Regions from separate parts of the Homo sapiens genome. Here region 1 is linked to region 2. Evidence: chromatin contacts called from ENCODE Hi-C or POLR2A ChIA-PET data. All regions are on one chromosome and are shown on one strand. The core of a region is the stretch at or near the end of the contact, and the rest is flanking DNA. Distances in the headings are between cores, read along the strand shown. Region 1 has its middle 190 kb from the start of CTAGE1. Region 2 overlaps LOC124904260 (a long non-coding RNA gene).

The links. A loop is a pair of places that touch in the nucleus more often than their neighbours do. ChIA-PET counts read pairs that join two places held with the same protein, here RNA polymerase II (POLR2A). Pooled maps may share reads with other maps.
Region 1: a pooled map shows a loop between it and region 2 (4-fold over the local background). The contact joins two enhancer-like sites. A Hi-C loop is called at or near these places in 3 of 50 pooled maps. POLR2A ChIA-PET finds 5 or more read pairs at or near these places in 2 of 52 experiments (MCF 10A and endothelial cell of umbilical vein).

Annotation. Positions count from the first base shown.
Region 1 is chr18:22,605,286-22,608,945 of GRCh38, forward strand. No RefSeq gene overlaps it. Among named protein-coding and RNA genes, the nearest start is that of CTAGE1, 190 kb to the left of the region's middle. Within about 2 kb of position 1,431, at least 7 of the 41 ENCODE cell types and tissues checked have a DNase peak (open chromatin) inside an H3K27ac peak, as active enhancers do.
Region 2 is chr18:22,465,258-22,468,569 of GRCh38, forward strand. LOC124904260 (a long non-coding RNA gene) reads right to left here. Exons shown (of 3, transcript XR_007066305.1): 1 at 1-3,312. Among named protein-coding and RNA genes, the nearest start is that of CTAGE1, 49 kb to the left of the region's middle. RefSeq lists enhancers at 2,311-3,312, 2,709-3,003. Within about 2 kb of position 1,559, at least 13 of the 41 ENCODE cell types and tissues checked have a DNase peak (open chromatin) inside an H3K27ac peak, as active enhancers do.

The DNA.
Region 1 (3,660 bases), core at 181-2,680, 140 kb after region 2:
AGTCAGTCTGTCTGGCAGAGCTGCCAGTCATGGTACTGCCCCTGGAGAGGAAAAAGTGACAAAAACCACAAGTGACTTGCCTCAACTTGCAAACTGCAGCAAGAGTGTGGCATGTGATGGCTGCCCAGGGATACATTTGGAGTAAAGTTAAACATGAGGTGGCTTGTAACAGGATAATAATAGCAGATGTGAGGATGGGGCTTTACTGTTCACACAGCACCTTTGTATATACATACTGTCCTCTGTGTCCCTCACAAATCCCAATGATGGAGGTAGGGAAAAGCATGAAGAAGGGAACGTTTTTACTTACCCAAAATCACTCAGCTGTCCAGGGTAGACTTGGGGCTCAAGTCCAGATCCCATGTTTTCCCAGCACTCCACTCTGTGCTCACATCACAGTCCTGGCTTCCTCTCCTTATCCCTACTCTTGTTAGAAATTACCTCTGAGTTCATCCTTGTCCAACTATCATTTTTTCATATTGCCGCACCTTGTGGAACTAGAAGAATTCTTCTTTGCTCCCACAAAAATAACACAGAGTTTGTGCCTGGCCGTGGTGCCTGTACCTGCTCAACCCTCCACAGCCTTGCAGGGAATGAATTTCATAGGTATACAGGCTAGCCTTCGTCACATTGTTGCAATGGCATTGTGCATTGCCTAGTCATTATTACACACCCTGAGGCAACTATAGTTACATGGTACTGGTATTGAGCTAAGAAAACATACTCGGAACCAGGTGTGTGTTTTCCTGAAGTCATTCTGCACAAGCACAGAAGACAGGAGTTCTCAATCTGGGGTCTATAGATAGAATTTAGGGGGGTGCCTTGAAACAGTGTGGGAAAAAATACATCTTTCTTTTCATTACACTTTAATTTAAATTTAGCATTTTCTTATGAATGTAGACAGCACACCACATCAGTATGTCAGTATATCTGTGACTTCGTTACCACTAGAAACTATAGATTTTTCAAATCACATTTCAGTTGTAGCAGGTATCTTGAAATAACAGTTATGCTCATCACTACTTGGAATTATAGTGTCAGAATTGGAGAATTATGGTATTAGACCTGCTGCTTAATCTTGTTATGCATTGCATTGTACAGACGCACAGATATTTTCATATCACAAACCTAGTTTCTGAACATTTCGATAACGCATGCCCCCAGCTGCACGGAAGGAACCCTAACCTTTTTCAAGATCCTTTATTCCACCCTGTCCTAATTATTTCTTGACGTTTCTGGGGATGTTTCAGACCATATTTCCACATAACTGGCTTCCTTTCTAATCCTAAATATATTATCTTATGCATTTAAAGTATTAGTCTGAGAAGGAGAATGCAGGCTTCATCATACTGCCCAAAGGATCCATGGATCATGAACCAAAAAGTTAAGAGCCCCAGATTTTGCTGTAGTTCAGAGTGCTGGGGTGGGGTACAAAGGGCTTGGTAACCCGATCTGAGCCTTCCCACAGCCTGCTAGTACTCCACTCTGGGCAGGGAGAGAGACACAGGCCCAGGCCATGTCCGGTGAGGAGCTGGGGTGACCCTGGCAGCTGTGCTCACCGTCATCTCCTGGTGCTGCTGCCCCAGCCAGTTCACATCCTCACACTCATCCCAGGGACTGCACCTTCTGATGACTGCACTGGAGTGTTCCTTCTCACTAAGCCTCACAGCCAGGGCTTCAGAGCTGCTTCCCGGCAGGCCCAGCCATACCACTAGCACTCTGAAGCATTGCCTCTGGCTCTCTTCAGAGAAAGCGTGGTCAGGACAAGCTGTTCCATGTACAGTTATCAAGCCTGGTTTCCCAGCACATTTCAGTGGCAACTCTGCACAGCATAGCAACCAACTCCATCGCCTCTCTGTGGCCCTCAGTGTGGGGGAGTAGCCAAGCCAGGGACAGGGAGGAATCTAAGTTATTGGAGGTAGGATATGTGCACAGCCATTAGGGCTTTTTGCCCAGCCTATCGGGCTGAGGTGATCTAATCCTACAAAAATTGAATACTATTTCCTACATACTAGCCTTGTTATTCTGGGTCGCGTAACTCCATTGCTCATGGAACTTAACTCTAGGCCTCCCCTGTCTATGCAGACATAGTAACACTGATTGTCAATTTCTATGGCGTAAGGCTCCCTACCTGCATAAAAGGAACTTGCTCCCTGCAGGAGCTTTTTATGTACTCAGCCCTAATTATTTCTTGCAGTCCCCGGTGATGTCTCAGACATTCTTGTGAATCTGTCTAGACCAAGTCGTGGCCACCACCACCCAGCCTTGACACAAGGATCCAGGCCCTTTCTTGCTGCCTTTGTTCGCCACCACTGTGGCCACAGCCATGGCACATTCCTGCTGATCTCTGCCTCCCCTGATATGTTAGCGAAGTCTTGGGTGCCGGTTTCAATCCTCCTGGCACTTGGGTACTCCAGGCAGTTGGTTACAAAGTGAGAAGAGTAGCTCCCTGCTCTCTGAGGTCCCGGCTGCTAGTAGGCACCACAGCAGGGCAGCATGGGCTGGAAGATGCTGAAGCCTGGCTTACTGAGTGGCACCTCCTAATGCACAGACAGCCGTTCCCACTCCAGGCTGCACAGAGCCCTGCAAAGTGGTGGGGTCAGGGCAGATTCAAGAAAATCTAAGGTCTACACCTTCTCTCAGCCCCACAACCTTGTTGGTAAGTTGGACTCACTGCCTGAATCCCCCTTCCTTAGGTCGATCCCTCTCTCAGGCATCCGGAGAATCTCCCCAGCAATTTGACCTCTGTCACCCTGCCCTGCTCTCCCCATTTTGTTCTCCAGATGAGCTGGTGTACATCAGGACCCCCTTTGAAGACCCAGTTCACCGTCTCTTACCGGGAAACTTCTTAGCCCCCAGAAAAATCCAAACACAAACAGCTGGCTGGAGGCTGGATGAGAAAGGAGTATCCTGACTCCACCCCCAAGACCCGTCCTGCCTCAGCCTGGCCCCAGCAGAGATGCTGTCTACAGTTGGTAGAATCCATCTCCTTCTTCAAATGCTTTTAAGGAAGCCACATTGTGGAAGGCAGTGAGAAGATCTCTTGCTCTCGCTTCCTGTACCTACAGTAGAGCCTTGGCATTATGTGAGGTGGAAGGAACTTGGACCCTGGAGTTTGAGTAAACAATACTCCAGCAACAACTTTGCCACCTGCTCACAGTGAGACCTGGGCAAGAGCTCTCTGAAGCTACTTTCTCACAGGGAGATGGGAAAGACTCGTCCTCGCCCTTGGGGTTGTTTTGAGGGTTAAATGGAAAACCTAAGATAAAGAACCTAATACAATGCCTTGCACATAGTTGGCATCTGATAATTCTTAGTTCTTATTTTTAATATATTTTTTGACTTGTGCCAGAGTGTACCATGTGGATGTTAGAGGCATTGAAAGGAGGTTTCTGGAATTGCATAACAAGCTTATCAATTACAAAAATATTTCCTTGCTATTCATTAAGTCCTAAAAAAGAAATATAAGCAATATGAAATTGTTTACATTATGAAATAACAACAGATATAACTGAATAATTTGTAAAGCAAAATTAAAATCATCCTATTCAATGTGCAGAAAAGTGGGGGAAAGGTGGGGAAGAGAACTTACATTATTCAGGTACCTATTATGTGCTATTCATATTGGCACATAATAGGTGCCTGAATATTTGGCAAGCA
Region 2 (3,312 bases), core at 309-2,808:
AACAGAGAAATCCACCTTCCCCCAAAGGGGTCGACACAGCTTTTCTGGAGAAAAGGTCTTTAAACTAAGACCAGAATGAGTTAGCTGGGTGAAGAATATATTCCAGGGTGAATATATTTTGGGCAGAGGTAATAGCCCTTGAGGATACCTTGTGATAAGAAAGAGCCTGAGATCATTGAAGACCAGAAATAACAAAACAAACAAACCAATATACAAACAAAAAGTGGGTGTACAGGTAATAAGAGAGAGGTGTGGCATGACACCACCGAATGGATTTATGACGAAAGGAGTCACTTGCTGAATCTGAAAGGGAAACTTCATCTTCTCTGCCTCCTGGCACCACACAGATAGGCCACTGACCTGGGTCCACATGGCAATGTTTTTGTCCTTTTTGTCATATTGCCTGAAATATAGACTCAGAAATATTTTTTTCTATGACCAAAAAATTGCTAAAAATTCTGATAGAAATGGATGATTCAGGCCCAACACCTTCTAGAAGTACTCCAATTTCGGTATGTGCTGTTTTGAGAGCCCACGTCTTACACAAGTGTCTAACAGCCATGTGAGGTGTGATTTTTCAGGATATCACCTTGATGCATGGTAACATGGCCCCATAATGAATAAGAGCATTTTACTGTACCTGAAACTCTGGGGTCAAGTCATATGGCTACGAATGTGGAGCAAAGCAATATGGAAACAATATGTTCAACTTTATGACTAGTAACTCATTGGCTCATGGACAGCTTTGTCCCAGCTTCTCTGGGGGTAGTTTTCCTGCTGCATGGCACACATTTGAGGAGCACTGGAAGTCCCACAGTTTTTCCCACACTACAGTATTCTGAGTATTGCAAGTAGAGATGGAACGGAGAGTGGGTTTGTCAAAATAAGCCAGCCCCACATTGAAAAAGTCACGTGTGCTTGGTGCTATCCACAAACATGAGTCACCCAGGGAGGTATGTAGATGCTTGTGACAAGAGAGGAGAGGCCTAAAAATAACAGTTCCACTGAAGGGTGGAGCTACAGGCTGCTGGTGTGTCATGTTTGGCTGCTGCTTCTGAAAATTCCTTCAGTTAAAGTAGCAAGTGGGATGACAGCTGCAGATACCTGGCTTTCAGGAGAGAAGTGTAGCAGGTATCCATTGAGGGGGGATTTCAGGGTCATGAACTCCTCCTTATTACTTATTTCCTGAAGCTGATGTGTGAAAATCCATACAAGAATCCCACATCTTTAGTTAAAGACTTTGATCCCCAATAAATCAGAACGACAGCACATTCGGCTGTTCTCAGTGACACATTTGAAGGTTGCTGGAGATACAAGGATGCTCAGAGTGTCTTCTTTTACTTTCTTTTAACTTTCTCCTGCTGTTCCATATACTACATGAGGGCAAGGACCTTGTTTGTCCTGTTTTCAGTTCCATCCTCGGTGTCTTGCACAGAGCAGGAGCTAAATAAATATTTGCTTAAGGAAAAATGGAAGGAATGTGTCTAGCCCAGCCCTCTTAGTTTGCAGGCAAGAATACTGAGCAGGGAGAAGAAACTTGCTCAGGATCATGCAACCTATCAGCAGGGGTAGGAGGGAAGCCAGCCTCTGACTCTCCACCCAGTGCTCTCACCTTTCCAACAAGCTAGCAATGACTCAGTGTGGCTAGAAGTGTCTTGTTGAGGGCAAAGACCAAACACGAGGTCTCTGGCTACTAGGCTGAGGTGGACAGTATGGGGCAGCAGTTCTGAGGGGGGCCAAAAGATAGTGAACTTCACTGGGAGGAGGTGACAAAGACAAGGCTTGCCACTGGAGGCTGCCCAGCAAAGTTTCAAGGGCACAGTGGTGCTCCTTTCTGAGCCTGTTGTGTTTGCCTAAATTTGTTTTTAATAAAACCTAGGAGAAAAGCACAAGTTCCTGGAGCAGCAGGGGCTGATGGCTTGTGGTCTGCTCAGGACCACAGACTTCACCTTATGCAGACAGCTCTATGGTCATTAATACTGAAGGCATGTGTGCTTTTTTTGTGTTTTGTGTTTTTCTTTTAATAATCAGACAATAGTTTACATCTGTGCATTGGCGAGGAGTCATGAAGAAGAGCATCCAAACAAAGATGAGAGAAGCCAGACTGGCAAGTGGGCTGGCTGGAAAAGAGAAGAGAAGCCAGACACAGTACTTTGTCTTTAGTCTCCATGGATAAAAATGCTTAAAGTTCACCGTGGGGAGAAGGGAGGGGAGGGAAAGGTCTTGAAGGATTCCCAGTGGATACAAACAATGGTCATTTTTGAAGCCAGTTTGCATTTAGTCTCACACTCTCTTGTCTTAAAACACTTCTGAAGCACAAGGCTTCTGAGAGAGTAGGGCAGTTGCAGGAGCAGCAGGAGGGGGCTGGGGTGGGACTGGGGTGTAGGGAGAGGCCTGAAGGACCCTCCTGGCCCCACATTCCTCAAGGCACCTAACAAGGAAGCAGAACCCTACCTGGTTAGAGGTCCATGTTCCAGAATCGATGGGTTCTACTGCTGTGCCCAGTCAACAGGATACCTAAGCTTTGACTTTGGGTCACTAAAGATTGTTTCTAGACAAAAGCCCTAGCTCACAAGTCTGGGGGCAGCTTGGGACTTTGTTTAGGCCAGGTTTACCAGCTTGGTGTGAGAATAGCATCAGATATTGGTTACAGTGGTGGGATACATTCCAAGACTCCCAGTGGATGCCTGAAACCTCGAGTAGTACTGACCCTACATATACATGCTTTTTCCATGTGAGAACTGAGATGACTACTACGTGACTAAGGGTGGGGAGTTTCTACAGTGTGGATATGCTAGACAAAGGCATGATTCACGACCTGGGCAGGATGACGAGAGATTTCATCATGCTGCTCAGAATGGCACGCAATTTAAAATTTATGGATTGTTTATTTCTGGAATTTTTCATTTAATATTTTTGGACCATGGATGACTGAAGATAACTGAAACCTTGGAAAGTGAAATTGCAGATAAGGGAGATTACTGTACAGGTTTACGTTGACTCAGTCTTCCTACTATGGCTTGAATGTTCGTGTCCCTTCCAAAATTCACAAAATAACATTGAAACGTTATCCCCAAGGCAACAGCATTAAGAGGTGGGGCTTTTAGGAGGTGATTAGGCCATGAGGGCTCTGCCCTTATACATGGGATTAGTGCCTTATAAAAGGGCTGGGGAAAACCAGCTAGGTCCCTTTTGCCCTTCCATCTCTTTCACAAGTTGAACCAACAAGGTGCCATCTTGGAAGCAGAAAGCAGCCCTCACTAGACACAGAATCTGCCAGCACCTCAATCTTGGACTTCCCAGCCTCCAGAA